Regions from separate parts of the Mus musculus genome. Here all the other regions are linked to region 1. Evidence: chromatin loops called from intact Hi-C (ENCODE). Cell type or tissue: left cerebral cortex. All regions are shown on one strand. Each heading gives the region's core, and the rest is flanking DNA. Links, peaks and the distances in the headings are about the cores only. Region 1 overlaps Lsamp (limbic system-associated membrane protein). Region 2 overlaps Lsamp (limbic system-associated membrane protein). Region 3 overlaps Lsamp (limbic system-associated membrane protein).

Region 1 (11,052 bases), core at 1,869-9,868:
TACCCCAACTGTCTCTAAGCTTTTGCTGTAAATATCCCTTGGACTGTATGACTTCCCCTCAAGGCTTTCTATCTCTTCTGCCTTGTCTAGCTTCTTGCAAGAGTCTCCAAGCTGAGCTTCCTACCTACCTCCTGTCTGACATTCCTCCAGTCTGTTGCTACTCTGCTGTCAAGTGATTGTTCTATAACACAGCCTTGCCATATGTCACTTCCATTTCAACACCATCCGTAGCTTCCCACTGCCTGCACTTAACATCATGGCCTTATGCAGACATGCAGCAGGTTCTGCCTTTGCCTGTGCACACATCCAGAATTACACATCATTGCCTATCCAGTACTTATCTCTGAAAACCCCAATTTGAAGAACCATTCACAAGTTAATAATTGGCTGGCCTTGCCATATTCTGCCTTTCCATGGGTTTGTCTTTCTCCCTGTGTATTTTGCTGCGGATGTACAGTATTAATTTTTCTTCATGGAAAACATTCTTTCTGGGCAATGCTCAGTGTACTAGTTATTGACTGCACTTGCCTTATTACTGAAGAAAAGGGAACCCCCAATCAGAATGCACTTCATATATTAGTCATCCATTGCTTCATTGATGCTGCTAAATGCCACATGGATGTTGAGATTTTTCTGTAGTGAGCCACTACATTTTCCTTTTGGTGTCTGGGAAAAAAAAAGCAGCCTTTAATTTGTGCTTTTTTTTTTTAAATGGCATTTTTAAATTGGCAGAGGCATCAAGGAAGGAGTAGAATATAGAAATGTTGAATTTCCATGGCATCACTTTTATAGAAAATTCCAGCTGACCTCTTTAGCAAGCTATTCAGACTTTTGCCTTAGGAATGGGCTTTTTCTTTCTTTTTATTTTTTTAAGTTTCTGTGGACAATGATTGGTTAAGAGATAATGGTGTGCCCATGGGGGCAGGGGGAGGAGGAAGAAAGAGGGAGGGGAGAGACAAAGTGGGGATGCTAAAGCCAGCATAGTCAGTGGCAAGCAGAAAAACAGAAAGTGAGTAAGCAGTTAAAAGTTAAACAAACAAACAAAACAACAACAAAACCCGACCCTGGCTCTGACTATGAGGGAGAGAAAGAGGGGACAAGGAGAAATAAATAATCTCTGTCACATGAGATGCCATGTCAAGCCAATGTGGGCTAATAACAGAAATCCAGATGACAAAGAGCTCAGCATCTAGACCAGTGAGACCTTATCAAAGAGCTCTTGGACTGGAGTCATGCCATCTGTATTTTCTGTATTTACTTCCTAACTTCCTGTCGGTAAATATTTCATTCTTTATATTTTGTCTTTCCTTCCTTCAAGAATAAAATATTGAGTCATTGATTCTCCGCGTTATCTTTCTTTTCTTATGAAAAATTGTTTTCCCACAGCAGAAGTGATTACAGTATGTCCTCGATGGACCTGTAACTCATACTTTCTCATTGCCAAAGCCTCCATCATCAACACTGGTGCATACCTAGCCACACAGAAATTGAGATTTTATATATATATGCTCAAATCTTCTTGTGACTTCATGCTTAGAAAGAATAAGATAATTTACGTAGGTAAACATTGGAAAAGGAACTAGGGGAGAAACATTTGCTAAAATTTGAATGTGCAGATATGGTTTTGTTTGTTTGTTGTTTGTTTGTTTGTTTGTGGCATTGGTTAGAGTCTCTTAGAGATCAGTATTTGGAGAGTGGAGCCTGTCATGGTAAAGGAAGAGATCATGGGACAATATTGAGTAAAATACTATAATTGTTAATATTGTCAAGCCCATACAATCTAGAATCATCTTAGAGACAAGCCTCCAATTACTAAGGAATTACTAAGATTAGGTTAATCTCTTCAGGTGCCTGTGCTTGTGCCTGTGAGGGATTATCATGATTAGTTAGTTCTGGTAGAAAGATCTACCATACTGGGCAACACTGTTCCCTGGGATTGGGTCCTGGACCTTATGAAAAATGGGAAAGTCTAACTGTGGATGCAATGTGACCAGCTGCTCCAAACTCCTGCCACCCTGATACCTTCACTACAACACACGACACCCTCCACCCTCCAGCTAAATCCTTCATTCCTAAAAACTGCTTCTTTCAGCATCTTATATCACAGCAACAGAAAATGTAAATAAGGCCAGTGCAACACAACTCAGGTGACCTTTCTACTTCTAGATGACTAGCCAATCAGAATTCAGATCATGTAGATACTATTCAATCAGTATTCATTACATATGTCTAGCAACCTGCAGGTGTTAGAGAATAGATGGAAGACAGCAATGAGATATGTAATAAGATCACAAAATAACAGATAGAAGGAAATTCCACAAAAAGTTGAAGGGTTAATAGACTTGCAAAATGTATTTTCGGGCATTATAATATTTACACACTTTTATAAGATCACATGGTCAATGATGGTCAAAAAAAAAAACAAATAAGTGAATTTATAATAGTACCTACTGCCAAATTTATTATAAGAGGCCCAACTTTGTATAAATATGTAATGAATTGTTTCAGAAGGAACTTGACAATGGCTCCTTAGTAAGCATTAGAGTCCTGCCATTTTTCTGAGAATCAGTTTTGGAGAACAGGACACTCCAAAATGCCTGTCTAGGTTTATATTCTATCTCTTGAACTTGCTTCTTTTTAGATGTGTTTTCCATAATACAGCAGTTTCTATGGCACAACACTCATTTCACACCACAAATGCCATGCTGTTCTGGGGCTATAATTTATGGAGTTTAAATGAGAATCGAACTCAGCCAGGGACCAAGGAACTATGACCTCAGGTTGAAAAAAAATCCTTTAGACACACTCCTCACGGCTCTGGTTATCACCAGTGAAATAACAATTCACCTCTATGTTTGCTTTTGCTGGAACTGACACTGTAAGTAACAAAATACAGTGAGATTTCAAAGAAAGGAAAATGACCTTTAAATTTTCTGAAGCATAAAGGCCACTTCATGCAACAGAGAACAGCAAAAGCTATGTGGCCTTAGGAGGTGAGTGAGATGAGTTAGATTAGGGGATAAAAGGGGCAGGCAGCTGGGACCTTGGGGTTTGTCCTCTCTGAAGTCGCAGGACTAAGGTCTCCTTTAAATGGAAAGCAGAGGTGGGTGAATATCAAAAGTCCTCGCACAGATAACAACCCAAAGATCTCAATAATTATGCGAGGTGACAAGAACTGTAAAAGCTAACCTGCTATTTTCAAAGTGTTCCAGTATGGTTCTATAAAAACAGAACTGAAGAAGCCCAGTGAAAATAAACATATAAATGTGTCCTACTAGCTGTAGTCCCAGAGATCTTAGAAATTAAGACTATTTTCTTTCTAGACTACGAAGACTCAATCTCAAAACATGAAAACACTATGGGCTTATTTCTCTTACAGTTAGCTTTTAAGAAGTCCAGAGACTTGTGAGGAAATTTTAAAACTACCAAAAAAGATTTCAAAAGCTAAATTAAATAAAGTAATTTAAATTTTTTGTATTTTTATGAAACTAAATGGTTAAAAAAAAGTTTAAATGAGGTGATCATTTTTAATGTGGAGGGGGCTATCACGGACTGAGACAAAAATATTTTCCCATATGTTTCCAACCTCACTATCCTTAGAAAAACCCTTAAAAATCTAATGGGGCTTCTGATAAATACTTTGATCAATAAATCTTATTGAAGGATGAAAGGGAAGAAAACAACAGATCTAAAAGTAGATAAATTTAACTTAATGCCTACATAAGGAAAACAGTAAAGTAAGTCCGTTAGCTAGCACAGGGAATCTTTAAGCAGCAAAACCATAAGCATAATACACAATACACATTTACTTCATTAAATGCCTGCTGTGTGAAGAGGTATTTGTATTGAAAAAGATATACCACAGTTACAAGAAGTTTTTTTCTGTACTCTAGAGAAACCAAATGTATGGTTATCTGAACAATTATTCATGAAATCCTCCTATTCAAAGCAACTCCACTGTCCATTTTATTCCAGAGACTTTAAGGAACAGAGATTTATCTGTCTCTCCTGGAAGCATGTTCCAAGGTGATATGAAGAAACAATGTTGTAAGCCCTCACTCTGGACAGCACCCATTGTCCAATTTATATTTATGCTCTTAGGTCCGACTGTGTTTTTAAAGGAAGCCACAGAGCCATCACAGCCGAATTTCCTAATACCAACTGAGTGGTCACTCCATCAGGAGATACTTATATCTAGCACTTTCCAATGATCTGGTAGACATTTCATGTTGGTTTTGATAGGACTAGCACACATTTTCTCCAAAGTCTTAAGTATCATATATCTTGGCTTCTTCCTACCTCCTTCTGCCATATAAGCTAGAAGTTTTAGATAACAACAATTAACCTTCTCAACCATAGGAGTTCAAGATGAGCTTTTTGTAAAACTGAAGGGGATCCTCCAGTAGCAGTGGCTTCCCTTTTCCTTTTATCCCTTTCTCCCGTCTGAGTCCTTCTTTATCAGGCTGCATCTCTCCATCTGTGTGTTCTTTGCCTGTGCTTTAAGTATTTCACCTCTGCAAGCAGATAGTGATCTCATTTCGGGTTTTCAATGTTCATCTATTCATGTTTTGTTCTGTATGTATACTTTGATTTCAAGTAAATTTGGTCATCATCAGTCCATTACTAATTGTGAAAATCAGAATTATCCTCCCAACATCGTGCATTGTAAAAGTATTCATTGTCTCAGCAGCCCAAATTGCCTTCAACAAGATCAAAGGGAGGCCATAGGTGAGGTTTGTTTGAATTTTTCTCTGACATTTTTCCCTCCACCTCATGCTTCTCTCAGTTCTCTTTCTTCTCTCTCTCTCCCTCCCTCTCATCCTCACTCCCTCTCTCCCCCTCCCTTCCTCCCTCCCTTCCTCCCTCCCTCCTTCCCTTCCTTCCTTCCTTCCTTCCTTCCGTCCTTCCTTCCTTCCTTCCTTCCTTTCTCCTTTTCTCCTTCTCTTCTTCTTTCTCCTACCCTTCTCTTCCCCATCCCTTTGATTCTTTATCATAGTCATCTTTATCTTCTTCTTTCATTTTTCTTTTAGGGCTACCCTTTTACTCTAGACATTACTCACTTCTTATGATCTGTGAAATGTAGAGTATTTAATACCTTGATGTTATCTCCAAAAGATATGGAGTATTTGCATGGTAAGTATACAGTTAACAATCTCGATAACCAGAGTTCACTTACTTCTTGTTTTTCTTCCCCATTATAAAAGGAACAAAATGTCTTTCTTAGACACCTTTTGGGTTTCAAATTTTGTAGAAAAGTGCCAATGAATAGTTTAGAATAATCCTAAAGGGAAAAGTGATTCATGATTTGGAAGAGGTTGGTCAAGGACAGCTAGTCAATCACACTCTCTGATCTTGAGGTTCTTTATCTGAAAATGGGGACTTGTTTATCTTCAGTCATTGTTGAGATTATCAAACTGTAGTTTGATATATTAGTGAGTCTTATAAATTATAAAGTATTATTCATGCCCATTATATTTTCTTTCAGAAAGCAATATTTAACAGAACCATGAGTTGGCCTGAAGGACATAGTTATGAAAAGGACATAACTACAATCTCCCTATTTAAAAACTAAAGCCACATCCTTCACTTCTCAGAACTGGGTCTTTGGGGATTTCATTTAAAAGACCATTCAGAAAGAATGCCCATTGGGTCTGTTATCAAATCTACCAATTTCTTAAATAACAGGATTAATTTGTTCATAAAAGAATACCTTTCCAGTGCATTGATTTAGCATCTTTACTTACTTTATAAATGGGATCACTGGAGTGTTCTCCAACCATCTTTTGAAATGTAATCTTGAAAAGAGGAAAGAAGAGAGAGAGAAAAAAGCTAGAAAGAAACAAACATTGTTGAAGGGGCTTTTTGAGAAGTCAAGGTGTTAAATACTACAGAGCTTACTGTGGATGGCTTGTACTTTAGAAATCTCTGTTTTGAGAGAAGGAGGATTATTTGGTGGCTTCAAAGGTGTTTATTCTTGAATATTCGTCTCAGTCATCATCTATACACCATCTCATCCTTCCTCTGCCACATCTTTGAATTTCTTTCCATTCATCATGTTCCTACCCTTACAGAGTCACTGAAGCTGAGTGGTGAGAGAGCATCATCCTCTGGCTGATTCCAGCTCATCCTTTGCTTTCAAACTGCAAGGTTGTCACAGAGTTCTGCTTTAGTCCTCTGCCTTGGTCTTCAGTACAAATCAGAAACATGCTAACACCAACCCCTCCTACTAGTTACAGACTTCTATTTAAAGTATCTTTCCATAAAGCTCCTTTCTTACACGCGTTCTCACGACCGGCCAGGAAGAACACCACAAACCAGAATCTTCTGCGGCAAAACTTTATTGCTTACATCTTCAGGAGCAAGCGTGCAAGCCTCAAACCCCCCATTGCTTACATCTTTAGGAGCCAGAGCGCCAGAGCGCCAGAGCGCCAGAGCGAGAGCTCTATATTTTACATCTTTAGGAGCAAGAAAGCAAGCCCCAAGCCCCAAGCCCAAAAACGAAAGCGAAACCCCTTCCCTCTTAAGGAGAGTTATCCTTCGCCTAGGACGTATCACTCCCTGATTGGCTGCAGCCCATGGCCGAGTTGTTGCCACGGGGAAGGCAGAGTACATGGGGTGGAGAAATACCCTTGGCACATGCGCAGATTATTTGTTTACCACTTAGAACACAGCTGTCAGCCCATCTTGTGACGGCGAATGTGGGGGCGGCTTCCCACACTCCTTGATGTATCTTATGATTGTATCTCAGACACAAAATGTCCTAAAAAAAGATCCCAAAATCCACTGGGAAATTTTCTTATGGCTCGGGAATACTTCATATGCCCCAGTATAGGGGAACTCCAGGGCTAAGAAGTGGGAGTGGGGGGGGGTTTAGGGGAACAGGGCGAGGGGAGGGTATAGGGAACTTTCAGGATAGCATTTGAAATGTAAATAAAGAAAATATCTAAGGAAAAAAAGATGCCAAGGTTGTAAAGTTCACAAGTAGATTTATTTATTTATTTATTTATGATCCCTTAATATCTTTCACTATCAAATCTTCCCATATTTACTTACAAAACATATGGCAAACCTGAACTTCACATTATTCTTTTTGCCTTCCCTACCAGTCTAATGGAAGACATCATTCTTCCTTCCCTTGTGGTATTATTCCCCTGGAAGGACTTCCCACATCTACCCCACCTACCCCATCTCAACCCTAATCTGTTCTTAGAGATTGCTGCCAAATTAATCTTCCTAAAGTACAATTTAAATCATGTCATTCTACTACTCCAAAATGTTTAATTGCTTTTTATTATCCATTGAATAAGATCCAAACTCCTTAAAATAACATTTAACACCCTCCACCATCTGGTGATGTCCCACATTTACAGACATAGCTCCCTTCTCCCTCTTCCAAATATCTAATGCTGCATTCAGACTATAACACGTCCTTCTGCTTGTCTCAATTCATTTACTCATCCCATCCTCTTCACAGTAATGTTCCCTCTTCTCCTTGTTCTCTATGGGTATTTAGCAGAGGGCTCCAGCAGACAATAACACATAATTCAAAATAAATTGAGCAATTGGCATTGCCATGCTGAATCCTCCCAATTATCCTATTACATATCTACTGTTTCCAAACTTTTACCAGCAAATATGCTGAGGTGTGTATGGTTTTGTTAATTACTACAACTAGTATAGCTTTCTATATTTGTTCATATTAAAGTCATTGTTTCAAACCTGAATCCACTTGAAAGATTTGTTTTATTTTTAATTATGTGTATGTATGTGCACATCTGTGTGGGCTATAAACAACTGAACCAGCTCTTCTGCCCAATCCAAATATTACAAGTGCTTCTGTTCTTTCAAGTAAACAACTTGACCCCTGGCTTAATTTCGAAGATATAATTTCAGGAAAAAACTTAATAATAACACATTAAACACTAATAAAAATGTTGCTTCCTTGGTTCATTCATTTACATACAATTTACATGCAAAAAATCCCATGTTCTTGGTGGATTGCTCTATGAGCCTAGTAGCTCTATCTCTGGCCTCCTGTGCTCTCCTTTGAGTGGCATCTCTAGCTCTGGGCTCCTGCACTCTCTTTGAGTGGCATCTCTAGCTCTGGGCTCCCTGAACTCTCCGTTGAGTGGCATCTCTAGCTCTGGGCTCCTGCACTCTCTGTTGAGTGGCAGTTCTAAAGTTTTTGTTTCTGGCATTGTCTTTTCAGAGTCAGGTGATTTACTTTTGTGTATTCTCCAAGTAGTCTGACTTAATTTTGTCATTTTTTTTTCCTCTTTACCCCAAATTTCTTTAGGAGTGCTGAATGTTGTTAATATGATTTTTGGTAATTACCTGAATCTTCTTTAGAATATAATTTTAATTATGAAATGAAAATTTGAAGTTTGTCCAGATAATTTAAAAGCTGTCATTAATTATAATCATAATCCATAGATTCCTCCCTCATACACACACACACACACTGGGAGAGCTTTCTGATTAGTATTCTGAGTGAATGAAATATATATAATTAAAGCTATTTAATTCATCTTTATCTGCTGGATGCATAGACTTTATGACATATATTGTTATATAGCCTTGACTATTTCAGAAAATATGCCTTCACTAATGCAGTCACACAAAAAGATGACTTTTTGAAGAAGCCCCCTTTCTAAACCACTGCTGGCATATGATTTCCTTACTCTTTATTGAACAATATTAATTTATTAACATGTTAAAATTAACATTCATAATAATAGCTTTCATTCGGGGACTCTGTGCACATACAGTACTTCACTTTGTTCTCCTTCTGCCTCTGCTCCTGTCCTCTGCTTCCCCCAAACTCCTTCCTGATGCCTTTTGCTTCTATGACACATGAATTCCATTATTCCTTTTTATTCCTTTCTTCCCCTTACCTCAAAATTCTTTTTTCCAGTCAAATGAGTCTCTTTCATTATCTATATGCATATGCCCACACAGGTGTACAGGCATGTGCACATGAGCACACACACAGACACACAGCTAAAGTCCACATGTGAGCAGAAACATGTACTATTTGTCTTTTAAGTCTTTTTTTTTTACTGGATAGAATGATCACTAGCCAGACTCATTTTCCTACAAATATCATGACTTGCTTTTTCTTTAGCATTGAGTAAAATTCCATTGTACATGTGTACCACAGTTTCTTTATCCATTCTTCTACAATTCTTAGCTATTGTGAACAGTGCCACAATTAAGTGAAGGCATGCAAGCACCTCTATGATGTGTTTCCCTAGAGATCTTGTATATACACGGGAGCGGTAAAGCTAGGTCATATGGTAGTTGCATTTCTTTGTTGTCATTTTTTGAGAAAACATAACACTGACCACCATAATGGCTACACCAGTTTTAATTCCCATAGCAATGTAATTGTTCCTCTTTCCCCACATTCTTGCCAGCATTTATCATTATTTGAATATTTGTTGAGTACTTAACATATAATATAAAACTTGCCCTTAAACGGTTTGCCACCAAGTTGATTAACTGCAAACATAACAAGTAATGACAACTTCCAGAGTATTAATAACTGTAGTAAAAAAAGTTAGTGGCCTAGTTAATGCAATGTTTGCATCCCCAGAAGGGTAGAGAACTACCAAGATACTATCTAGCATAACATTGAAGCTGAGAAGCAAAGAAGCAATAATAATTAGGAGAATGAGACTTGAGTCAGAAGCAGCTTCACAACTTGAGCCATACCAGGTCAATAAGAGCATCACAAATAAGGGGCCTATTTTCATATAAAAGCCAGAATCCTTTGAGTATCTTGAAAACAGCAAAGAAAGTCTTCCCCTTGAGGGTTTTTGAAGATAAGATAAAGCCCGGTTGAAGAGCTTTCTCGTGAAGTTCTAACAGTAGTTATTCCGGTCACTAATGTATAAACATCCCTCTTGTTTTGACCTCTCTTTTTAATGTGCAGTTTTTGAGAAAACAAGTAAAAACATTCCCAGGCATTTCTCATCATAATACATTTCTCATTAGTTGGGCCAGGACAACTTTGAACTTTTCAAAAGAACAATTAAAAAACAAAAACAAAAACAAAAAAAACCTATCTTATTACTTCCGTTTCACTGTTCTATAGGTTTGGCAAACACTCATATGTAATATCTGTTCCCTACAACAAGAACATTTCTTCTGACACCCACCAATCTGAATAGGCACTTAACTTTCTGGGCCTGGCGTGCCTTAGCAACCTAAATGAAATGTTCCCTGCATTCTGCCTCCTTCCTCTCCCTCACCCCCCAACATTCATAATATGCCATTAAAGTAAAAGGGATTAAATGAATTATAATGCACAGAGATTACCATAACATACATAATGCACACAGATAATGGATCTTGTGACCTCACCTACATCATTGAATTCAGAGAAAGAATTCTCCCACCTCTACTACCTGATAACCAAGGGTACCAAAATTATCTCCCTTAATAAGTAGGTAAATACTCTATTTTTAAAGAAATTTTGTGAATACAAAGTGTCATGTTCCCACCCTAAGGATCTGTGTTTTCACACCCCATGGAAATGCCTACATATATCTGTGATATATACATTCAAATGCACAGCTAAAATATTCATATATACAGAACTCAAATCAAGAACTGGCCTAAAAGTACCTTGTTAGTGGGCATGCCCGAGCAGGCAGACCCAAATACAACTGGGGTCCAAGGACTAGATGAAACCTTTACTTCTGTAGACTAACAAATGAACTCACTCAAATTAATGTGTGAACTTGATGACTTCTATCATTGGAAATCTATGAGTACATACATTCTACCAATAGGTAAACACCAGCTTGGCAGTATTATCATTGCTGTTATAACAAAGGCCCAAACCATGAGCCCTTAAAGCTTTCCGGATGAAAGGCTTACAAGCAGAAAACAATCTGCCCTAGCGTTTGCTCTGCAGACTTCAAATTACTTTTCAACCTTTTCTCTGTATTTATCCAACTCATTGCAAAAGATGAAACACCTATTCCAAAGTGAGGAATGAGACTTCTGGGGGGAATACTATTTTTTAGGATGGCCTTATTATTTTCT
Region 2 (11,052 bases), core at 1,820-9,819, 77 kb after region 1:
TGCCTGACACTCAAGCAACATCTGCTTCATTTAAGTCATTTGCTCTCCAGAGTTCTATCGTTTTCCCTGAGACTCATATGCAAAAACAATAAAATAAAACTGAAGGGAAATCAAGTGTAATCTCAAACCAGGCTTAATAAATGCTGTTCCTGTATCGATGAAATGGTGTTAATAAAAGGAACTCACTTGGTTACCTCTGCTTTCCCAAAGACCCTGTGACACATGTTACAGGTGGCAGAGCTCCACCACAGAGTGCATTTCTGGCCGAATGTTGAAGGAGAGGACCACAGTGAGAAATTCCCCAGGCAAGTGACCTCATCTCTTCTTTCTTGTTTCTGACATTGGCAGAAGCCAGTAGTCTGGATGGGAGCTCTAATTGCTTTCCATAAGGTTCCAGCACCTGTTTCCAAGGTCCATTGGTCAGATGAACAGACTGAATGCCCAAAGTCGTGTTTGCTATTTGTAGCTCTGTCCTAGCTTCATGACCTTGGCATTGTGGTACCAATTGCCCTCACCCTGCACATCTCCCCATCCCACTGCAAAAACAAGAATACATAGTAATTTCTCACCATCAAAAAGTGTCCAGCTCTTATGTCCTTTACGTTCTGGAGTATGAGATGCCCCTGATGATCAGCCTGGAAGGAGATGGCCTCTTTTATGAATCTGCAGATGTTGATGGAGGTGAAGAAGATAAACATACTGGTATCTCCTGCCAGGATTACATACTGGATCTCCCTTGCATTGTAAATAAATGACTTTTCCAATTCAAGTCTGTGTTTCCTACAGTATATGTCCCCAATTATGTCCTGTTCACCTAAGCAGCCTGTGACTTTAATAAAAGCCTTTTCATGGTTTTATGTTACTGACTCAATAGCAAAAGGATCAATTTATATTAAAGGCCACATATTAAAAATTCTAGGGAAGACTCTGGGGTATCCATTGGAATTTAATTGAAATCAGTGTTATGTTGTTCACCAGTAAAAAAAATGAACAGGTATATTTGGGGGGTTCATAATGGCAGGACTGTGTTGTGAAATGAAACTCAGCAGGGATGGAGGGAAAACACTGATTTATTTTCTGGATGCTGTGACTGTGTGTGCACTCAACGAACACTTACAGTATCATTGACACTTCATATTAGCTCAGCTGTGAGCTCCTGTCTTTCGAAGTACCAGGGTGGGAATGCGGTCCTTTTATTGTCTACAATATGGGAAATATGTGAGAAACTTTCTGTAATTAATAAAGACAGAACCAAATCTGGAAATAGTTTGTGTTCCTTGAGTGTAATTTTGACAATTTTATAGAGCCTAGGAATTACTACTTTCTTACAGAGAAATGGTTCTAGTTGATAATGAGCTTATCAGTTAAGTGACAGAAGAGGTATTTTGTCTTCAACATGCCTTGAAGTAGAGTATGACAGGCATGTACTCAGAAATAGGGGTGGCAGGGAGCTTCAGAGCCACAGAAAGATTCCCTAAGGAGTTTGTGTTACCATAAGGAAGATAAATAACTGTAATAATCAAAATCTGGTGATGTTCAATATGTACTATGAAGGTGTTAGGCAGAAGTTTTTTAAGAATCTAAAGGAAAAAAAAATCTAACTGAATCCAGTTTGGAAAAGCTAGATGGAGAAATGGTAGAACATGCCAGCAGTTCTAGTCAAAGGCGAGGAGTGAAGAATGATGATGTTGTAGGGATGGGGACAATATGAGATGGGTGAACAGCAAGGTAAGTGGTGGTGATTTTACAGTGGGTGAAGAAGGCTTTTCAGAGTGAATATAAAGGACCAACACAAATAGAATTACCTGTCAGGATAAGCACCGTGAAACTAAGTGGGAGACCAGCAAAGAGGTGAGAGAGACACAGGTAAAAGTTAGGGGACAAGTCTGAGGTTGAACTGGTCTCGTAAGCCTGACTGTGGCACATCTTCTAGTTTCATAAATGCGGGGGTCTTATGTACATTGTAACTCTATTCTTAATTTTCTCTGAGAGATACAGATAATATTTCTATTTTCTATTCTATTTTCTCTTTTACTATCCGACAACATGTTAAATGTCCATAAAACTAAAAGATGTTCCTTGTGATCGATTTGTCTAAATTATATTTTTAAGGAAGCTGAACATTTCCTGTGAATTTGTAAAACATTTGATAAGGTTATTTCTAGTTTGCAAATACAGATATTAATAATAATCCCTAAGATACACATAATGGCTCCTCACCATTACAGTTGGAGTAGTGTCTGCTGTCCTTTTTCTATCTTTATCCCTATTGTTCCTTCTCTCTTTTCCATTTCCCGTCAACTCACTCCTTCTAAAAGATAATATTTTACCTTTTCAATGAATAGACTCTTGATTGTATTGTTTTCCTATTGCTTCCCATTGTTCCCCTTCTTCCCATAATTGAGTTCTTGCTCTTTTGTTGTTATTGTTGATCTTTCTTCTTCTTCTTCTTCTTCTTCTTCTTCTTCTTCTTCTTCTTCTTCTTCTTCTTCTTCTTCTTCTTCTTCTTCTTCCTCTTCCCTTCCCTTTCTTCCCTTTCCCCTTCCCTTCCCCTCCTTCCCCCCTCCTCCTCCTCCTCTTCCTTTTACATTTATTTAGTGTGCGTATGTGTGGAGACATCTGTGGGCCACCACCACACACACACACACACACACACACACACACACACACACACACATACACACGAAGATTACAAGTCAACTTTTGAGAGTAAGTTGTCTCCTTACACTTTGTGGGTTCCAGAAATCAAACCCAGGACATCAGACTTGCCACTGAGTATCACTATCCACTGAGCCATCTTGTGGACCCACAGCCCCGTTTTCATTTCTGTTTTCCTCCTATCTATAGTGTTGGTGGAGAAAAATATCATACTTTATACTTTTTACAAGTTGTTCTGTTTTATAACATCTAAAAATACATGCCGAACTCAGCTTTCATATTTATTTAATCATAAAATTATTTTATGATACAGCTTTCCCACTAAGAATTATTTTAATGGGAACTCCTGGTGGTTTATAGATTTTTTTAAATTATTGCTCATTGTTATTTTATTTCTTTCTGTTCGGTGTTTACAGTTTCTAAATGGACAGGATTTTTTTTCCTAGTTAAATTTTGTTACTGTTTTGTAATTTAATTGTATTTGGCCAGAGACTGTAGTGTGTAGATACCAATCTTGTTGAAATTGTTTTTCTTATCCTTAAATATAGTCAATTTGTAATTCTCAAGAAAAGATAATTTTTATTCTCCATTTTAAAAACATGATTATTTTATACAGTTTCATTAATTAAATTTCATCTCATCTAAAATAAAACATTTAAATAAAGCTAGGATCATGATAAAAGTAGAAGGAAGACTAAGTGGAGTAAATATCTATTATCTATTATTTATTATATGTTATGTACCGTGTATTATACACACATATATATGGAGAGAGAGAAAGTTTGGTCATTAATTAGAACTATTATGACAATTAAAAATTTAGGGCCAGGCAAGGAAATATACCCAGTCCTAAGGAGGCTGAGAAAGAATTGTAAATTCAGGGTCAGCCTATGCTACATAGTTAGTCCCCCACCTCAGAAAACCAAAAAGCTTGAAAAAGCAAAATGGATAGATTTAAAGACATTGCCATTTAGTTTACTGATTGAACTTAAGCCTACAGCTTAAGGCAGGAAGTTCAGGGAATAATCCGGTGAGGGGTAAAGTTTGGATTTAAAGTGTTGCTTTTCAAATGTTGGTATGGGTAGCTTGGTGAAGGCCTATCTTGAAGCATTGCTTGGGAGGCTTCTACAAGCAGGGAGTTATAGCCGCCTAAGTTATGGAGATAGAATTAGAGGAGAAGCAGCCAAGGGCACTCTTTGAAACCTACAGGAGTATATTATTATATATGCTGCTTCCTTATATGATTTCCCATTAAATACTTTGCTTCTAAATTGTCAAAAGGTGGTAATTATGCAAGTTGGCCTTGGTTTTAGTTACTGACAGGGAAAACTCAAACTCCCAGACCCACAGTGTTGCTGTTGGTAGAACAGCTTAGACAGAATGTGCCTATAAGCCAATGTCTCTGCTTTATCTTCTTTTCTTGAGGGAGGAGACTGCTAGACTTCCACTACACACAACTCAAATAGAGGTGAATAGAGAAATGCAGGGGGGAATAGGTTTGGGGGATGGGGGAAAGAAGGTTATTTATATTTGTCCTATCAAATTTAAGAGAAGAAGTCAAAACATTTGAGCAAAGAGTACTTCCCAAAACAAGGACGAAATGGATGTGGCTCCAGACATTTTTAGATGTACAGTCTAAGCCATGTACACAAACCATCTGTATTCATCTGGAGGCAGGATGCTGAGGCTATAACCCACACGAGCACTGGAAAGAAGGTAACTTTTTTCTCCAGTTCACTGCCATTCTTTTGCTTTTTGCTTCCCCTCTGATACTGAAGAAAAGAGTCAAGCAAGTGAGGCAGTCATCCTCTCCTCTTGTTTGTATCCCTTCTCACTTACCCTCCCATCCTACCTTAGTGCTAGCTGATGGCAATTATAGATGAGCCTCAGCTTCCTACTCTTTCCAGCTTTGGGGTTAGAATCTATCGGGAAACCCAGCTGTGGAGGGAGAGAACTGTAAGAGCTTGGGACTGTTCTGCTTGCCCTTCCTCAATGTCTTCCCTTATAGAAGCCCAAAGACTAGAAAGTAGCATCATTAAGGTTTCAAACCACTCCAAACTGCCACCATATTGAGTTGAGCAAGAAAGTAAGAACCAAGCATCCTAGGGTTAAATGCTAATTATAATTCCACAAACACACTATTTCTCATGCTTGAAGCACTGCTATAAGGATGAAAAGGTTTATAATCCACAGAGGCTAAATCCCGACCCTCTGTGTCATGTCTTAAGAAAGCAGGCCATTCCTAATGACTACTGGGAACATCGTATTTCTGTCTGGAAACTGGGCCTGTCGCTCTGAAATAAATTGGAAGTGAGTAAATATAGATTCCGATGCCATTTTTAGAGTTCTATTGTCAACAGTAAGCATAATTTAAGCTTGAGCCAGATGCCACATCCCCTTCTGATATTTAGGAACCTAGATTGTTGCTGACTGTGCAAAGCTAATGTTTGGACTATATATAGAGATGGATATGAAGACATTGTAATCACCTGACTGAACAACGGATAGCACATTGGACTTCTAAAAACATTCTAATTGACAACATAAAACAGCATCCCATTTAGATTTCCTAGTAAGTTGATGCTTAAGACCTCATGGCTTCACAGGGTTGAGTTATGAGCACAGTAGAAGACATCTTTTACTGAATTCACATTGTCTTTGCAAGGACATGGCATAAAAATAGGCACTAGGCAGTTATATACAAAGGAACTCACAACACTCGTAATAATATCTTTCTTTCAAAGTACCTTTCTCTTACTCGCCATGGAAAGCAGGGTAGGTGATTTATAGGGATTGTGGATACTCTGCTCTGCCTCCTCTTAGCAAAGTGCGGCATCTTTTCTTTATGTAATTCCTCTTTTGGAGAGCTTCCTAGTAAGGCAGTGCTCTCTGAAACAAACAGGTGTTAAAGAAAATCTGATGCAAATAAGGACTCAGGCTGCCACAGCGATGCATGCTTTGTACCTATATAAATGCACTTCTCAGAAAGCTCTCACTGTTGAGAGGAAAAAAGAAAAAAAAAACCTGAAAGGAGCCCAAGTCAGCTAAAAATTTATCCTTTACACCCCGAATGCATCTGCTTCTATTTCAGATTGGCAGCTTTAGATGTGTGGATGTGTTTAACATATTAAAATGAGGCTCCTCTATTCTTTTCCATGATTTCAGTTCAGTGCTGTCTTTAGGGTTCTTGATACTGAGCTAAAGTGCTTTCCCTCCATTTTATGCTGTGGTGTCATCAGGAGCACCCCAGGGCTCACTCCTGGAATCGGTTGAGGTGGCCATTGCCTGGCAATACTTCGACTCTTACAGATCATTGGTTCAGAGTAGCAAAAAGATTTTCGCATTCACCAGTTCCTCCTTGTCTTCTTTGCCATCGCATACAGTGGTAGCTCAGCACTACAGATTGACCTGAATCATCAAACATGTGTTTCCCTACCCGTGTATCTTCCTGTTTTCTAGTGAAGTTTGCCTGATTTGAGAAAACAGGGTGACCCATTAGTGTCTAATTTGCATCTTTCTTGCTATGATAAGCTCCAAGAGCTTTTGCAATCTGGGACAAAAGAAGTGCATTTGTATTACATCGCCCAATTAGAATCCATCATTAATATTTATTTATTTATTTATTTATTTATTTAGGTTTTTCGAGACAGGGTTTCTCTGAATAGCCCTGGCTGTCCTGGAACTCACTTTGTAGACCAGGCTGGCCTCGAACTTAGAAATCTGCCTTCCTCTGCCTCCCAAGCGCTGGGATTAAAGACATGCGCCACCACTGCCCGGCATTAAGAGACGTCAGGGTAGGAACATAAACAAGAAGTCCAGAAGTGTCAAAGACCACTGCACACTGGCTTACTCTCCATGGCTTTCCCAGTTTGTTTAATTATATAACCCAGGACCACCTATCCAGGGGTGGTGCCACCCAGAGTGGGTTCAGCCCTCCCACATTAATCAATGATCAAGAAAATGCCTACTTACAGACATACAGATCAATCAAATAAGGGCAATTCTTCCATTGAGGGTCTCTCTTTTCCGAAGACTCTAGTTTATGTCAAGATAACAAAAAAGATATTATCAGTGAATCAATTATGTTCTATTGAGCTCAACAATATCCCCTCTGAGTGTTTGTATGTGGGACAAAGTAAGAGACTCAGATTTTGCTACTAAAATAAACAGGGTATAGTAACCTTAATTGAAGCTTAAAATCTTGTCTGTCTGTCTGTCTGTCTCTGCCTCTGTCTCTGTCTCTGTCTCTCTGTCTCTGTCTCTGTCTCTCTCTCTCTCTCTCTGCCTGTCTCTGTCTCTGTCTCTGTCTCTCTTTCTCTCCCTCTCTCCTGGAGATTCACTTCTAACCAGAAAATCCTAAGAAGTCCAAATTAAAACAAGCAAACAAACAAATGTTTCTAGAGCAGCATTTCCCAAAGCATGGCCGTGTCCTGTGTAAAACAGTAAACTGCCAATTGAATTGGGAGATAACAATGCTTTATCTTCTGGAAATTCACATTACAGATTGAGATTTTGGAGTTTAGAAACTCTTTATATATGATATATATTATACACATGTCTATACATATACAAGTTATATATGTACATATTTCTATATATATATTTTGTGTATATATATATATATATATATAAATACAAAATAAAGATATTATTGAAAAATAATCTACTAAGCTGTTCCAGTCAAGTATTTACACAGGTTATTTTTCACATAGGAATCATTTCCTGCATAGGATTATCGTTATTCAAAATGTATGAAAACATTAAAACCTATATTCTCCAAAAATATAAGCCAAGAGATCTTCCTTCCCCTGAGTGTGAGCACTTCAGCTGGTAGCTCTCCTTTTCCTGGAGCTTATTAAACACACAGGACTTCCTCAGGAGGATTATTCAGGAAGTATAGAGTTGGATTTGAATTCAGAATGGAAGGCCAACCTGGCTGGGGCTCACAAGTTCTCCTACAGGAAGTGGCACTTTGCCTGTCACTGTGGCTTCCTGACATCATTCCCCTCAGACATCAAATTTGCCCTCCCGATTTAATTAACAGGAGAGCCTGAGGTGGGAAAGGCAGTGATTCTTGCCAGAGGCATTTCTGAATCTATTCTAGCAGGCCGTGCTCATCTTTGCCTTTCAAAGAAAGTCCAGACATTCTTAAAACATGTTCTATTTTTAACAAAACACTATTAAACTGTCATATACCCTTCTTTCTGTTTTCTTCTCTACTGCTGCTGATGGTGACCAAGATATTTGTGTGGGAATAAAAGCTGTCTTCTTTATATTCAACCTATGTCACTGCTTCACTGATATTATTATTTTGCATTTCTATAGACTTTATCTTTTCAAGTCCTTGCAATCATTTGTTAGTTATTCATCCCAGGCTTCTTATTAAGTGGAACAGTGTGATTGCCCACTTCTACCCTTTCCTCCCCTCCCAACTTCTTTTCCCTGTGAGCAAGAAGAAGTAAATAAATGAGGGCCTACTGTGTGCCAAGCTTTTTTTTAAACATCATCTCATTACCATAATACTCTAAGAGTAAAAAGAATTCCAGATGAGATTTAGTGAGACACATGTCATTCTGCCTTCCTTCTTCCAAGTTCTCTGTAGAGAAAAAAATAGACAACCTCAAAAATAATCAAATGAAGAGACTAATAATCAGCTTTAATAAAAGCCAACAAGCTGAAATATCCTCAGTCATTTTATGATATTCATCTACATACTAAAATCTAAACCTTCCTGATTTAGAGTCTTCAGTAAGAAACCCCAGTGGAAACTTGGACTCATATGAAGTTTTTATCCCATCCTTATCCTATACTGGGCATCTAAATCCCTAGGACTGTATTTACTCACTCACACTGGCAGAAGCAGGAAGTGGCCATAAAAACAGTTATAATGGTGCATGCCCGGAGCCCCACCACTTAGAAGCCTGAAGTAGGTGATTATCAAGTCTTCCAGGCCAACATGGGCTACAGAGTGGAAAAAATGTTTCCAAAAAACAAAAACAGACATGAAAGTCTAATCCCAAAGGCAGACCTTTTTGGGGGGAATTTTCAGAGCACAAAGGTCCTCATAAGCAAGAAACATCAGAGATACAGCACAGTTTAGAAAACCATGTTTAAGGCACATACAACCTACACGTGAATATACACAGAGAGCTGAGATTGTGTTCCACAAAGTAGAGTGTTTCTATTTAAGATAATGACATATAAACTCTATGGAACAATAATGGCAACCATCTTCAGCTTAGGAAAATGAGGTAGGCTGCAGGCATATCCTTCCCTTCTTGCTGATGGTATAGATCATCAACACCATTTGCAAATGAGACAAACAAAGGCTCAGGTAATTGGATGGTGCTGGTTACAGAAACCAATGAAAAGTAGAACAGATGATCTCTTTGTGTGCTGCTTCTGACAGTCCAGGTAGACTATCTAGTCTGCCCAAACACACTTCCCTTTCAGTAGCTACAAATCCTACCTTTCTATAATCTAGTAATAGTTGTTCTCAGGGAGCAGTGCATATTTTTATCCACCTACCTGGGTATCAAACACATTATCAGCTCCTTCATGCAACTAGGTAGCAGTAAATTTCAGTGGACTCCTCGGTAACACGTATTTTGACAGTTTAAGGCTACTGATTTTACCCTGGAGAATCTTAACATGAGTCTTTTAATGTTAAATTTGTAGAATACTAAATATTGGATCTAATAACTTGGGGGCGGGGGACGGATAAATATTGGCAGAAAAGGAGAAGCAAATACAAAGTGAAAAGAATATCTGAAACTTTAGGAGAGAGTAAGGACTAAGAAGAAGATAGTATTACAAGAAAAAAAAAGTAAATATTCTCTTTATTGTATAGAGACATGGAACAAAAAGACAAATAGTCCAAAAGATTCTTTAATTTTAAATAAGCTGGTGTATCACAGTAGCAAATATTCATGATAATGTCATGGCTTTCCAATGGAAAGAAGTAGAATCAATAGAAGTTTGTTTTTTTTTAAAATAATATATGTATAACATGTCACACACACACACACACACACACACACACGAATGACATATCTATGAGAAAGTTCAAGTTCTGTCCAGTAACCATGTTAAATATCTTACTACCTAGAGGAAACCATTTAGTTACTAAAACCCAAACAAAAACTGGCTCGCCAGAACAAATAATTGGTAGACTTCTGGATGTGTATATAATGTTACAGACATATTTTGCATCCTGCCAAAAACAAGTACCCTTAGAAAATGCACAAATCTGTCTCATGCTCTTATGTTTTAAACATACGTGCACATATTCATGCTACTCCCACTGATACTTACTCCATATTCCATGCATCCATCAGGAGGAATTTTACCCCTTTGGATTCACGTCACAGAACTCATAACCTAGAAATCTGTGTTGTTTGTCTGAGCTTCAAACTTATCTTACCATTCTGCCTTTTTATTTACTACATCTAGAAACTAGATTCAGAAAGATCTAATGATCAGCCCGTTTGTGTAGCCAATGAAATTGGGTTATTTCAAACAGTTCCTGTTTTGAGGAACTATTACCCAATTCCTGAAACTTATAGCCGTATCTTTCTGGTCAGATGGTATGGAGTTTGTCTCTTTGACTGTCAGTAGAAAAGCACTGACTAACAATATCAAAGTGAAACATCCCTGAAGTCCTTAGAGATACATCTGCCAGGCATCAGAGACTTCATAATTCACATATGAAGATTAGAGTGCTCTGATGACAGGAGCCATGGCTAGTGAAACTGAACAAAGACTCAAAGGAAAATCGGATAAAGGATAAAAGCCTGCGTTTACACCTGATGATTCCAGTAATTGTCAATGGGAAGAAAGCATAGCACAAATTACTTGATAGGCCATGAATAAATGTCACCCTGCTTTTAAAAATATACTTCTCTGAATTTACGGAGGTTTATTAACCCTTAATTTGTCCCCTTCTCCGCTCTTTCTCTTCTTTACATCTGCATTGGGTTCTCTTAAAAATAATGAAAGGAAATCAAAGTGCCTTTGTAAATTTTGACAGCTAAGTTGCAAATAAATTGATTAGAAACCCAATGTTTCTTTTCTAATTTAAATAGAGGAGAGATTTGTGGGTAATATGCATAAGATGTGCTCACTGGCAACAAGCTAGCAGTAGGAAAGAGTGAGAAAATATGGGGGCACCAGCAGCCTTGTTCTGCTTTTAAGCATGAGATTGATTTTAAATTTTTCTTGTGTGTCAGTTTCATTACAGGCAAATTAATCCTTCTTTCTATGGCTTGAAGTTTGTTTTTCCCCTGAACACTAATAGGAAAAAAATGTCTTGATGTTTTTCGTTTTTCATAAGTAGTGAATTAAGTCTGAATGTTGAGTTAGGGGTCCTCACACAGAAGACAGTGGTCTTAAATA
Region 3 (11,052 bases), core at 1,494-9,493, 65 kb before region 1:
AAGAGTTTCTTTGATTTACACTTCCATATCCCTGTTCATCAAAGGAAGTCAGAACAGGAACTCAAACAGGGCAGGGACCTAAAGGCAGGAGCTGATGCAGAGGCCATGGAGGGGTGTTGCTTACTGGCTTGCTCCTCATTGTTTTCTCAGTCTGCTTTCATATAGAGACCAGGACCACCAGCCCATAGATACTGCTACCTGCAATGGACTGGGTCCTCCCTGAGTGATCAGTAATTAAGAAAATGCCCTTCATCTGTTTTTTTATTGAGGCATTTTCTCCATCTAGTTTCCCTCCTTCCAGACTCAGTTTGTGGCTGTCAAGCTGACATAAGCTTAACCAGCACATTAGGTAAACATCAGTTTTCTTATTCTAACTTCTCAACTTGATGATTGCTTCATTTGCTTTGGAGAAGGTTTTCAGGATTATGCAATTCCATCTGTCATTTCCTGATGCCATTTTGTGTAGTCCTTTGCCATAGACCTTGTCTATGTATATGTTGATAAGTTAGCTACCCATGCTGTCCTCCAGCAGTTTTAAAGTTTCAGGCCTTACATTAAGGACTTTGACCCATTCTGAATTGATTTTTTTTTGTGAAAGAAAAGTATCTCGTTCAGTCTTCTACATGTGGGTATTCAGTTTTCCTAATACAATTTGTTGAATGGGTTGCCCTTTTCCATTTAAAGAAAGTGGAACCTTTGCACACTTCAAGCATTAGCAGAAACTGCTGCAACCACTGTGGAAATCAGTATGGTGGTGGTTCTCCCAAACTATGAGACAGAACTAACATATTGCACAGCTATTCCACTCAAGATATATACCCAAGGGACTAAATCAGCACACTGGAGCCATACTTGAATAGCCATGTTTATTACTTTTCATAAAAGCAAGAAAATGTACTAGCCTAGCTACCCATCCACAGATCAATGGATAAAGAAAATTAGGTGTGTATGTGTATATATATATATACACATACACACACACACACACATATATACTAATCCATGATATATGTGGTGTGTTGCCTAAGTCTTCCTCCTGCTCAGAGGGGGCATTGGTTGAGAAGTCATGGATGGCTCAGACACCCAGAACTGGTGAGAATGTGGCAGCAAGCTCCTTTGTTAACTCTCAAAGAGTATTTTTTTATACCCTCTACCTGTGTCCCATTGGTCCCATAAAAGTGTGTCCTCCAAGTAGCAATTTCTGATTAGCTGTCATTTTCTGGGTCACCAATCTCTGGGCTCTCAATCAGGCTTCAGTTTGGCCCTTATGTAGAAGTTGCCTTTGCAGTTGCAAGGCCCTATTGGCAGTTAACTGACATTTATGTAGAAGCAACCACTGCCCTGGCATCTAGGCCTTCCATTCCTCCTACAATGGTGCACATATAAATCTCCCCATTATTCATCCATAATAAAAATTTATAACAAGACAATTATGGCTTTTGTGGGAAAATGGTGTAAATAGAAATCTTTATTTTAAGAAAAATAAGTCAGACTCAGCAAAACAAATACAAAGTATTTTTTCTCATGCACTCTTCCCCCCCCCCACTCCTGTGTGTGTATGTGTGTGAGTGTGTTTTGCTGGTGAGCTTTGTAAATGCCATACAACATAGAATCATCTCTGAGAGAGGCCTAATGAGTGACTGTCAACATAGAGGTCATCTGTGGGCATGTCTAACGGAGGTGTCTTAATTAAGTGCCCAGCCCACTTTGTGTAGTGCTATTTCCTGGACTGTGGGTCCAGAACTATATAGGAATGGAGAAATCACACTGGGCACAAGCAATCGAGCAACCAAATGGCCAGTTATCCACTCATTTCTCTCGGCTCTTGAATGTGACTATGAAACGACTCCCTAAAGCCCCTCTTTAACTTTCCAGCAATGGTGAACTGTGACCTCTAAGTGTAAGCTGAAATAAAGCTCTTTCCTTCCCTAAATTGCCCTGTCTGTTTGTCTGTCTGTCTGTCTATCTTTCCATTCACCTATCTATCCATTTATCTATGTATCTGTTTGTTTATTCATTTCCTTTTCTGCTCCATTCCATTTTCTCCTCTTATAAACTTAGGACTTTCTGCTGGGGCGTGGTTCCAATCACTGTGAACTGGATTTTGCTCTCTTAAAGGAGGATATGAAAAAGAGTAACAGAATACATGTGACCTGAGACCAGAACTGTTTGGAGGGATAAAGGGGACCAGCAACAGTGAGGCAGAAGTAGGGCTCAGGAGTCAATGGGTTAGGAGATGGAAGAAAGTAAAGATAAAAAGCAAAATATCCTGGCACACATGTATAAAAAAAAAAGTATGGTAATAGAACCCACTGCTCTGTATGCTAACTTAATAAGTAACTATAAACAGAAATTTGTTATTACACACATACAACCATTATACTTTCTCTAAATGATTTATCCTAGATTCTAAAGTATTACCATCTGCTATTCATATTCTTCTAAAAGACAAATATCCTGGAGTTTGAAAAGGGTTTTCAACAAAAGCAGCCCTACTAAGTCAGAGGAATTAGAGGCTCAGAATCTAGGTCTTCTCTTGTCTCATTCTTGGTAAATAGAGTCTCCCATAGATAATGCTGTGTGCTTATGTGGGTCAAGTCTTAATTTCTATTCCGAGCCACAAATTATCAGTCTGTCCCCTCCTATTATCCAGAAAGGTTCCCTAGTTGGTCTTAAAAAATAACTCCCATTCTAGAAATACAGAAATATATTCTGTGAACTTCCTTTTAAATATATTCTGTTTCCTGTTTTAAATGAAGAAATGATTATGTGGTAAGAAGAACTGCAAAATGCTCCAGGTAGAACTGTTTCACTATGGGAAAGATAAATATATACAAACCATGTAGAAACCTTATTTGTTCTGGTAAATTTTGACTCTTCAGAGGGAAGATCAGTGCAGAGGGCCTGAGGCTCTGCATTGGTTACATAACATACTTTCTTTAAATAATTCCTGAGGCTCTGTTCTCTCTTAGTGGGGACACAGAGAGAGGAATAAAATCCTGCAGGTACAAAAGAAGCCAAGGAAAGCCAAAAATATAACGTGCGACTCTCCCTCCCCCACCCCCCTGCAGCTGCAGTGTTTACCAGCTAAGTTGAAGAGGAGCTTGGTTAGACTACTGGAGAAAAGAAAAAAACATGCTCAGTAAAGTGTTCCCTCAGGCAGTTTCTAGGAATATCTCAGGCAGTTTCATAATCTCCATAGGTGCAAATATAGGTTGTGACTCCCTTGATGAGAAATGCTATCTTTCTTATTCAAATAATATTTTATACTGTCTTGGCCTGGATTTTTAAAGAGAACTTGCATTCATATCATACACCACAATTATTAAACTCAAATGTGAGGATGTCAAATTTCTAGGGTACTTGTCTGACATGATCAAGGATCTGAAAATGTGTCCTTCAAGGTCCTGAAAAAGAAAAATACAGATAGTCAGGACAGTTGTGTAGGAGAGAAACGTGTGACAAATAGCAAAGACAAAAGTGACATACTGAATTAGGCCAAGGCAGCAAGGTCTTTTGAATTGTATCTTCAGTCCTTAGAGCAGAGGATAAATGCATATGTCTCTTATACATGATGCTAAACATTGCCTGGGAACTACAATACATCATAACATAAAAATGGATAAAGAGACTAGAAGGTGAGTTGTATTTTCATTAGCAACGTGCCCATCAATGTCTCCAGTGAATGAAGACAGATTTCATACAATGGTCATTATCTTAGAACATAGGGAGATTTAGAAAACATCAACTCCAGTCTCCAATTTTCAGGCAAATGTGCTCTTACATAAAAGTTGTACAGTTTCCTTTTTAATGACATTTCTGTCAGAGTCATTACTGGCAGCTGCCATTGTAGATACCATTGAGTTTTCATGGCTTGTGAAGTCCAGGCCAGGCCAGGCCAGTCAACACTTGATGGGGTAGCAGCTCTGCCACCTGGAACATGCACATATCACAACTGGATGACAAGCAAGGACAGAGCTACAGTAGTGCATTCACTTTTCATAGTCACTTGCCTCACTTTCCCCAACACTGTACTGGCCAGAACCCAAGTTTGTGACCTAAAGCTCCCGCCAAGAGACTAGAAAATATAGAAAATTGTATGGATATCCGCAAGGGACAAGAGGCTTTACTTCAGCCCCCAGGCACATATTATTAGATGATAAATTGAGAATAGCAATTTGAAAGTGCCGTCAAAGTTAGCAGCCCACACATTAATCCTTCCAGGAAGCAGATGGACCAAAGGACAGGGTCCATAATTCACAGAGAACAAACAAGACCAATGTAAGAAATGTCCAAGCAGACAGCTAGCTTGGGAGCCAAAGATAAAATGTTAATGTGTTTATCTTTCCTTATGCATTGCTTTGGACAATGTGAGACATTTGAAACATTTTAATAGAGGGTGTTAAATGAGAGAAGATAGAAGTCTATTTGGAAAATATATGGATCCATGGGAAATGTGGCATCTCTGTTCTCTTACCCCTGTTCCTTCTCTCACCCCCTTAGCACATCAGTGGTGCTCTTTAAAGTTCTTGTGACTTTAGTGCAAGTGAACTGCTCCTCTGAGCCCCATGAGGATCTATGAACTATGATATATTTTGAGCCACTTTAATATCTAGTTGGATGAAGGACAGAGGATATAAAAGTTTTAAATGTGTGAATGCTGGATCCACGTGTCAGGAATAGCCATAAAACATGACATTTACAAATGTGAATGTCCTGATCTCAAATAATGTCATCAGCACAGCATATTCCTGTTTGGTTGACAATTTTTCTTTTTTACAATGCTTTAAGACACTTTAAGCAACATTTATAATAATTTACTCTACTTTGTAATTAGATTTACTGATTAGAATCTTGCTCATTTAGATAGCTGTTTTCTCTTAAATGGATGGCACCAGCTGGCTTATAGCTGAAACCTGCTCTGACTCTGAAAGCTGTCAGAGGGGCCAGCATAAGGCAGAGCCTCATGGTATACAACCTCATGTAAAAGTATAGAAGGGCTGTCTGAGTATTGCATTCTGTAACATTTCTTTGATAATACTGTATATATATTAAATATGTCGGAGGAGATTTTCTTTGAAGCCTAAGCTTTGGCTACTCTGAGCATACATTTAGTTTTCATGACAAGGGAAAAGGCTGCTATTATTTTCTGTCAGCCTCTAATCATTAGGGCAAACAGCTAAAAGTCTAGTTTGAAGTTGAGCCACTTGGGGTATTTCACTATGAAGACAAAGTGATGGGTATATAATTAACAGAAGAAAGCACTAGCAAAAAGCTAGGAAAGCATGGTAGTTATAAGTAGCCCTGACTCTGTTTGGAGACGAAGATGCTATAAGTTGTTCATTCTCTTATCATGCAAGCTATGGGAAGACTTCTAAACTTAGGAACTATCTATAGCTGCAAGTGTGACCAGTACGGGGAAGTTTGACTCATGAAAGCCAACTGCTCTCAGCAGCCACATCTCTCAAGCCTGATATTTTCCAGAGAATTGTAGCCTCTTCCTGAGGCCTCAGTAAGAGGAAATAGAGTACTGGACAGATGGGGTGGCTTGCCCTTTCTCCATGGGTTGTAAAGAAAGAGACATGGGCTGAAAATAAAGAATATTCTGGACAGCAACCAGGCTTGGTTCTCGGTCCATCTGGAGCTGCTGGAATTGAGAAAAACACAAGACTGCTGCTAGCTGCTGTAGTGTGAATCTCTTATTCAGTTGGTGACTTATGAGGAAGCCGTTCTTTCAAGCGCCTTCGGTCTCCTGAAATGAGGAAGACAAAACAGGCCTTCTGCACCAATGCCTGACTTCTTAGACTTCCTCTCCCCGGATTCCCAATCTCCGACTCCCTAAACCCCCAACTCCTTCGGTGTCTTTTACAAGACCCAGATGATTGGCAGAGAATGTCAAAGTAGCTGCCTCTACGTCCTGTCCCCTATCTCAGCCCATACACATAAACTCTACTTCATGTTCTGTAGAGTTCCAGTTGCTACCTAAGGTTGGAAGGCTGCTACCCTACGGATCACTGGGCAGGACCTAATAGAGAGCTGAGGCTGACTCTAGCAAGAGAAGCTCCCGGTACTGCTTCCCAGAGGTCTACTGATTCTGACCTATCCCGGAGGCATCTCTTTGCAGAGTTCTCTATCCCATACTCTTCCCACAGCGAAATCTTCTCCCAATATGAGCCCAGAGCTCCAGTACACGTTAAAATTGTCTCTAGCTAGAAGGGTCAGTACACACATCATGTTGTATAACCACAGCACAGTGAGATGGATACAAATGCAGTTGCAGAGGGTCAGGCTGCCTCACAAATCATTTGCGCGAGTGCTCCGGCCCCACAGCGTGTTACCAGGAGACTGCCTTTTGTGAGAATTGATCAACTCTCCTAAACACAGGTGTTGTGCATGTTTATGTGTGAGACTGGGAGGCCAGGTGGGCAAGATTTTGATAGGCAGTGTTTGTTTCCTAAGGACGTGGTGGTGCTTTGAATAAAACATCACGGCAGGGCACAGAAGCGTGAGAAGAGGAATCTTCGACATTTTCTCCATAACATGCCTAGGGCTCTGAACAAACAGGTGGGGGGCCCTAGGCCCCTCCATGTCTAACTTTACATTTAGCTCAAGATTAATTAGAGATGCACCCCCATTTGATATTCATGTGTTGAAGCAGAGATGGTGTGCTCCCTCTCTCACACACCCCTGTACCCTGCTTTGGACTTTCAAAAAGAGGATGGGGGAGAGGGAGAAATCCCACTTCATCATGGACAAACTTAATTCAGGCAGCAAAAAGACTTGGGTAACAGATCCATTTTCCACTGAAAAATTGCTTATGCTTTCCTGGCTATAGACATGAATATTATCACCATTATTTGGGAAAGTGCCTCAAAACCCAAATACCAAATTCTTTACAGTATAATATTGAAACTGAACAGAGCATAGAAAAGGGAAAATGAACTTTAGTAAACCAAGTTCCCAGAGGCTCTCCACAATTGTTGCCCTTTCGAACTCTGTGCTTAAAATAACTGCCCATATACCCAGGCTTTCTGATCCCTGGTGAGCTTCTGGGCTACTGTTTAGTTTAGTCCATAAGGTAGCATTCTACATGTCGGTGATAATGGAGTTTGAAATAGCAACACTCTCCATAAGTCTTCCCAAAACAATCAGTTGAACCCATTATCAACGTAATCAATTTGCTCTTTAGCTTTCTGGCATTGGTCCAGAGCCTCAGTTGCCCAATGAATGGCACAAGGTAGTCTTTAACAACAGAGTTATGGTAGGGACCAAAGAAGGCAAAGACACTGCTGGTTTGTAAACAGTTTAATGTGATGTCAACTAGCCCAGTGTTATTGTTAATGATTAATATTGTTATTTCTTGCCATTTTCAACTTCTTTATGTCCTGTTTTATTCTTGAATAGTCATTGATTTGCTCGGCCCAGAAAAGACTCACAGGAGAAATTTTAAGTCAAATGTATCAGTTCCATGCTTTGTTTTGTGATGTTCTCCTTACTCCCAAATCCTTCACAACCTTATTTACCTCTCTAGAATTCTCCAACCTATGTAGAACTGCAGAAAGTGTCTACCTCCCCTAGCTATATTTAATATTTGCTGGCAACTACTTTATTTTTTCCACTAGGAATAATTTTGGAAAAATTATAATTGGAATGAACTAATTCATGATTGTTATAAGAAAATGATGTGAATGTTCTATGTTCTGTCAAAAATGGCTTGTGACAGGCTTTGAACAGAAATAATGCAAAGAAAACAATTCTAAACCCTCCCAGTCCCTTGGTTTTTTTTTTTTTTTTCTTTCTAAATATTCTGTCTCCTGGACCCTGGAACAGTGGAAGGAATCAGCTCTTGTCAGCACCTTTGTTTTCAACACAAGTTTTGAAAAAACTCTTCCATTACAGTCTAACTCCTTCTTCCACATAAAGAACACCGTATACCTTAAACAAGGGGGAGAACAGAATTGGGGAGGGGCTAGTAACTTGGGCAGGAAATTATTAAGCTTAAGCAGTTCTTACAAACACCATGGTTATCTCTCATTTTTTTGATTCCCAAAATAAATGGAAACGAGATGACAAGAAGCCACCTTGAAAAGAGTGACGATTATTATTTTCTTGATAACGTCTTGTTGGCACTTCGGTGGAGTCACTAATATGCATTTTAATCCTCCTGGTTTACCTCTCTTCACTGTGGCCATGCCTAGCACAATCATTTTCCATTTTGTAAGTGCTCAAAGTGGCATTGGTTATTGTTGCCATTAAGCATAAGGGGTAAGATATTGTCTCTGAACCTGTGTACTGCTGCCTTCTGGATATTTATAGATTATTTCCCTTGACCTTAAGATTCTTTATGTTTTTTTTTTTTTTTATGTCAAGAATGTCTCATTCATCGTGAACTTTTCATGGCCAAAACATTCAAAATAATAAGGCCTAAGCGATATCTTTCTTACATTCGTGGGTTGTTTTGTTTTGTTTTCCGAGACAGGGTTTCTCTGTGTAGCCCTGTCTGTCCTGGAACTCACTTTGTAGACCAGGCTGGCCTCAAACTCAGAAATCCACCTGCCTCTGCCTCCCGAGTGCTAGGATTAAAGGCATGTACCACCGGGGCTCTTACATTCATTTTTAAGGAACAATAATGCAGCAGAGAAAAATTTGTTGTTTCTCCATGAGATAATTTGTGGATTCTACAATTATGCCATGGTGGTAGCTAAATTTTAAAGACTTACTTAGGAGAAAGGGTGGATTTTAGTAGCTGCAAGTAATATAAGCAGAATTTTTACCTACTCTAAGAATTATAGCCAACAGCCCCTGCAGTATAGAAAAGTGTACCCGTTGGAATATAAAAACAAGGAAAGTAACAGGTCTATTTTCTCTATACAGTCTTGGGGTGCAGCTCTCTTCCAGCACTTGGAACTCACCCAGTTGCTATTTGTCACCTACCCGAGGTAACCTAATATTTTTGAGCCTCTCTCTGCTCCATATTCTTCTACCTGCCAAACAGAACCATCTGCTCGGGTTGGACATTATCAAAACTCTGTTTTGTAAGTACAAAAAATTAAGAAGATATTTTGCGGCTATAAAGGGAAGATAGCAGTTGCCTCCTTTCCATCAACATCTGGAAGCTTATCCAGATTAACAAAAAACAAATACCAAACAGCTGGGGTAAGGATTCGGGAATATGAGCGGCTGAAGAAGCTGCTGAGTTGCTAAGGAAATGATGTCTCAGTGAGCAGAGTCAGAATGGTACCATTTGCACTTATTTAGCAAGGCAATGACCCATCTATAGAACCAGCCACTTGACATCCCACAGAGAGTGTATCTATTGCCGAAGCAGCAATAATGGACAGCCTCAGCTGGTCACAAATGCCCCTGCTGGCAGCTGGAAACTTTGTTCCCTTTTAAAGCAGCCCACACATTTGGATTACAGAGTCACTCTACACATTTAATAAACATAGTAACTATCATTTCATATACCTTCATTTTGGATAGACTTAATGTAGCAGAATTTGGATATTCAACTACCAGTAGCACACACTTTATCATAAGAAAGCATCCATCACTGAGTTGTGTGGAAGCAGTAGGCTGCATAACATTTCTTTGTCTAGTGGCTACTGTCTTTGAAGCATTTAGAGCAGTCTAACCCAAATTAACTGTCCTTTTTGATGGTAGTAACTGTGTTTCTGAAGATCACTGTATTGTAAATCTGACAGCCCTGGATAGTGCCAGAGACTCCTGAGGACCACTCTACAATGTGATAAAGTAGCTCTCAAAGGCTCTGGAGAGTTAGTCTTATGAGCATACAAAACTTTGGCCAGCACAGGAAAATGTCAGCCAAATCTCAGAGCACTGGGGAAGGGAGGGTTCAGGCACTAACATTTAGGTCAGAAAACTTCTCTTGCTGGATTAAAAGAAGTATTTATTTTTTTATTTTTGTAATTGCTTGTGTTGTTTTGGAAGGTAGCTGTGGTCAGCATACTACAAACACTACCGCACTTGGTTGTATCATTCTAGTTTTTCTTATTCTATTGATTTAAATTATTTATTTATTTGAGTGTAGAGAGGATCATGTGCCCCACAGTACCTCTGTGGGGATGAGAGAACAACTTGTGGAAGAACCATGTGGATCCTGGGAATCGAACTCAAGTCTTAAGTCTTGGCAGCAACCACCATTACCCACAGAGCCATACTTCTCATCCCAAACGTTTTCTTTTTATATATAGGCTCACAACAAGTTTTCTGCCTCTCCCACATTCTCACATACCTGCATCGTTTTGTACCATCCCTATCACTGTTTTGGTTTGTACATACATTTTATACCAGCTGCTACAAATGATTTCATCGTTCCTCCTAAATTACATTGTTTGGATCATTGCATGCATAAAGAGTTTCACTGATAGTTACAATGAACATTTTTTACACTCCACTTAACCTGACACACAGCCATCTTATGGCTTCTAAACTTTTTCTGTTTACCATGAACTGTGAGCCTGTTTGGAATCTTGTTCTTACAGAGCCTACTTCAGAGGCTCAAGTTTCTTGTTTAATTAATGGACTCAATAGGAGAAAAGAACAACACCTGTGGAAAGAGGTGAATCCTGCCAGTTGTTTTGTTCTCCTATGAACCAACACTTTATAGACTCCAGTAACAGCTTCGAAATGCCTGGCAACATCTGTTTCTTACATCAACACATTAAAGAAAACCTATATTTTACCAAGACCACTATAAATATGTAATGGTGGCACAATTTTAACTAGAGAACTTTTCATGGAAGGCCACACATTGTTCTTAAATATCTTGGTAAAGCTTATTTAAGCACGCAATTGTAAATATTCACATTGTAGTCATTTTTTATTACAGGCATAAACTACAAAGACATTGACTAAAGGGCAGAATATCTCTCTCTCTCATATATACATATATGAGAGAGAGAGAGAGAGAGAGAATTTCCACCCAATAGTATAGAAGAACTCAATACCTACCTACCTTCAGGATGATTTTTTTTTTTGCTAATGCTGGGTATTAATCATTAATTATGTATGATAGCAATCACTTATGCT

The links. A loop is a pair of places that touch in the nucleus more often than their neighbours do. Peaks named below come from ENCODE experiments on the same cell type or tissue, not always from the same donor. Only the 100,000 strongest peaks of a DNase experiment are listed, where the experiment ranks them.
Region 2: a loop joins it to region 1, with 13 times the contacts of the local background. A loop is called at or near these places in 2 of 42 quality-filtered maps.
Region 3: it touches region 1 in a loop (7-fold over the local background); 2 of 42 quality-filtered maps call a loop at or near these places.

Annotation. Positions count from the first base shown.
Region 1 is chr16:41,997,002-42,008,053 of GRCm38, forward strand. All of the region lies in intron 3 of Lsamp (limbic system-associated membrane protein), which reads left to right. It overlaps Gm52229, which reads left to right. Exons shown (of 1, transcript XM_030249356.1): 1 at 1-11,052. Among named protein-coding and RNA genes, the nearest start is that of Gm52229, 38 kb to the left of the region's middle. In left cerebral cortex, for the core only: no CTCF peak of the experiment used is centred there; DNase peaks (open chromatin) are centred at 6,249, 6,638 and 7,315; H3K4me3 peaks cover 529 bases; H3K27ac peaks cover 1,190 bases.
Region 2 is chr16:42,074,172-42,085,223 of GRCm38, forward strand. All of the region lies in intron 3 of Lsamp (limbic system-associated membrane protein), which reads left to right. Among named protein-coding and RNA genes, the nearest start is that of Gm52229, 120 kb to the left of the region's middle. In left cerebral cortex, for the core only: no CTCF peak of the experiment used is centred there; a DNase peak (open chromatin) is centred at 5,614; H3K27ac peaks cover 1,740 bases.
Region 3 is chr16:41,932,838-41,943,889 of GRCm38, forward strand. The region is part of intron 2 of Lsamp (limbic system-associated membrane protein); the gene reads left to right. Among named protein-coding and RNA genes, the nearest start is that of Gm52229, 26 kb to the right of the region's middle. In left cerebral cortex, for the core only: no CTCF peak of the experiment used is centred there; DNase peaks (open chromatin) are centred at 3,033 and 5,548; H3K27ac peaks cover 5,464 bases.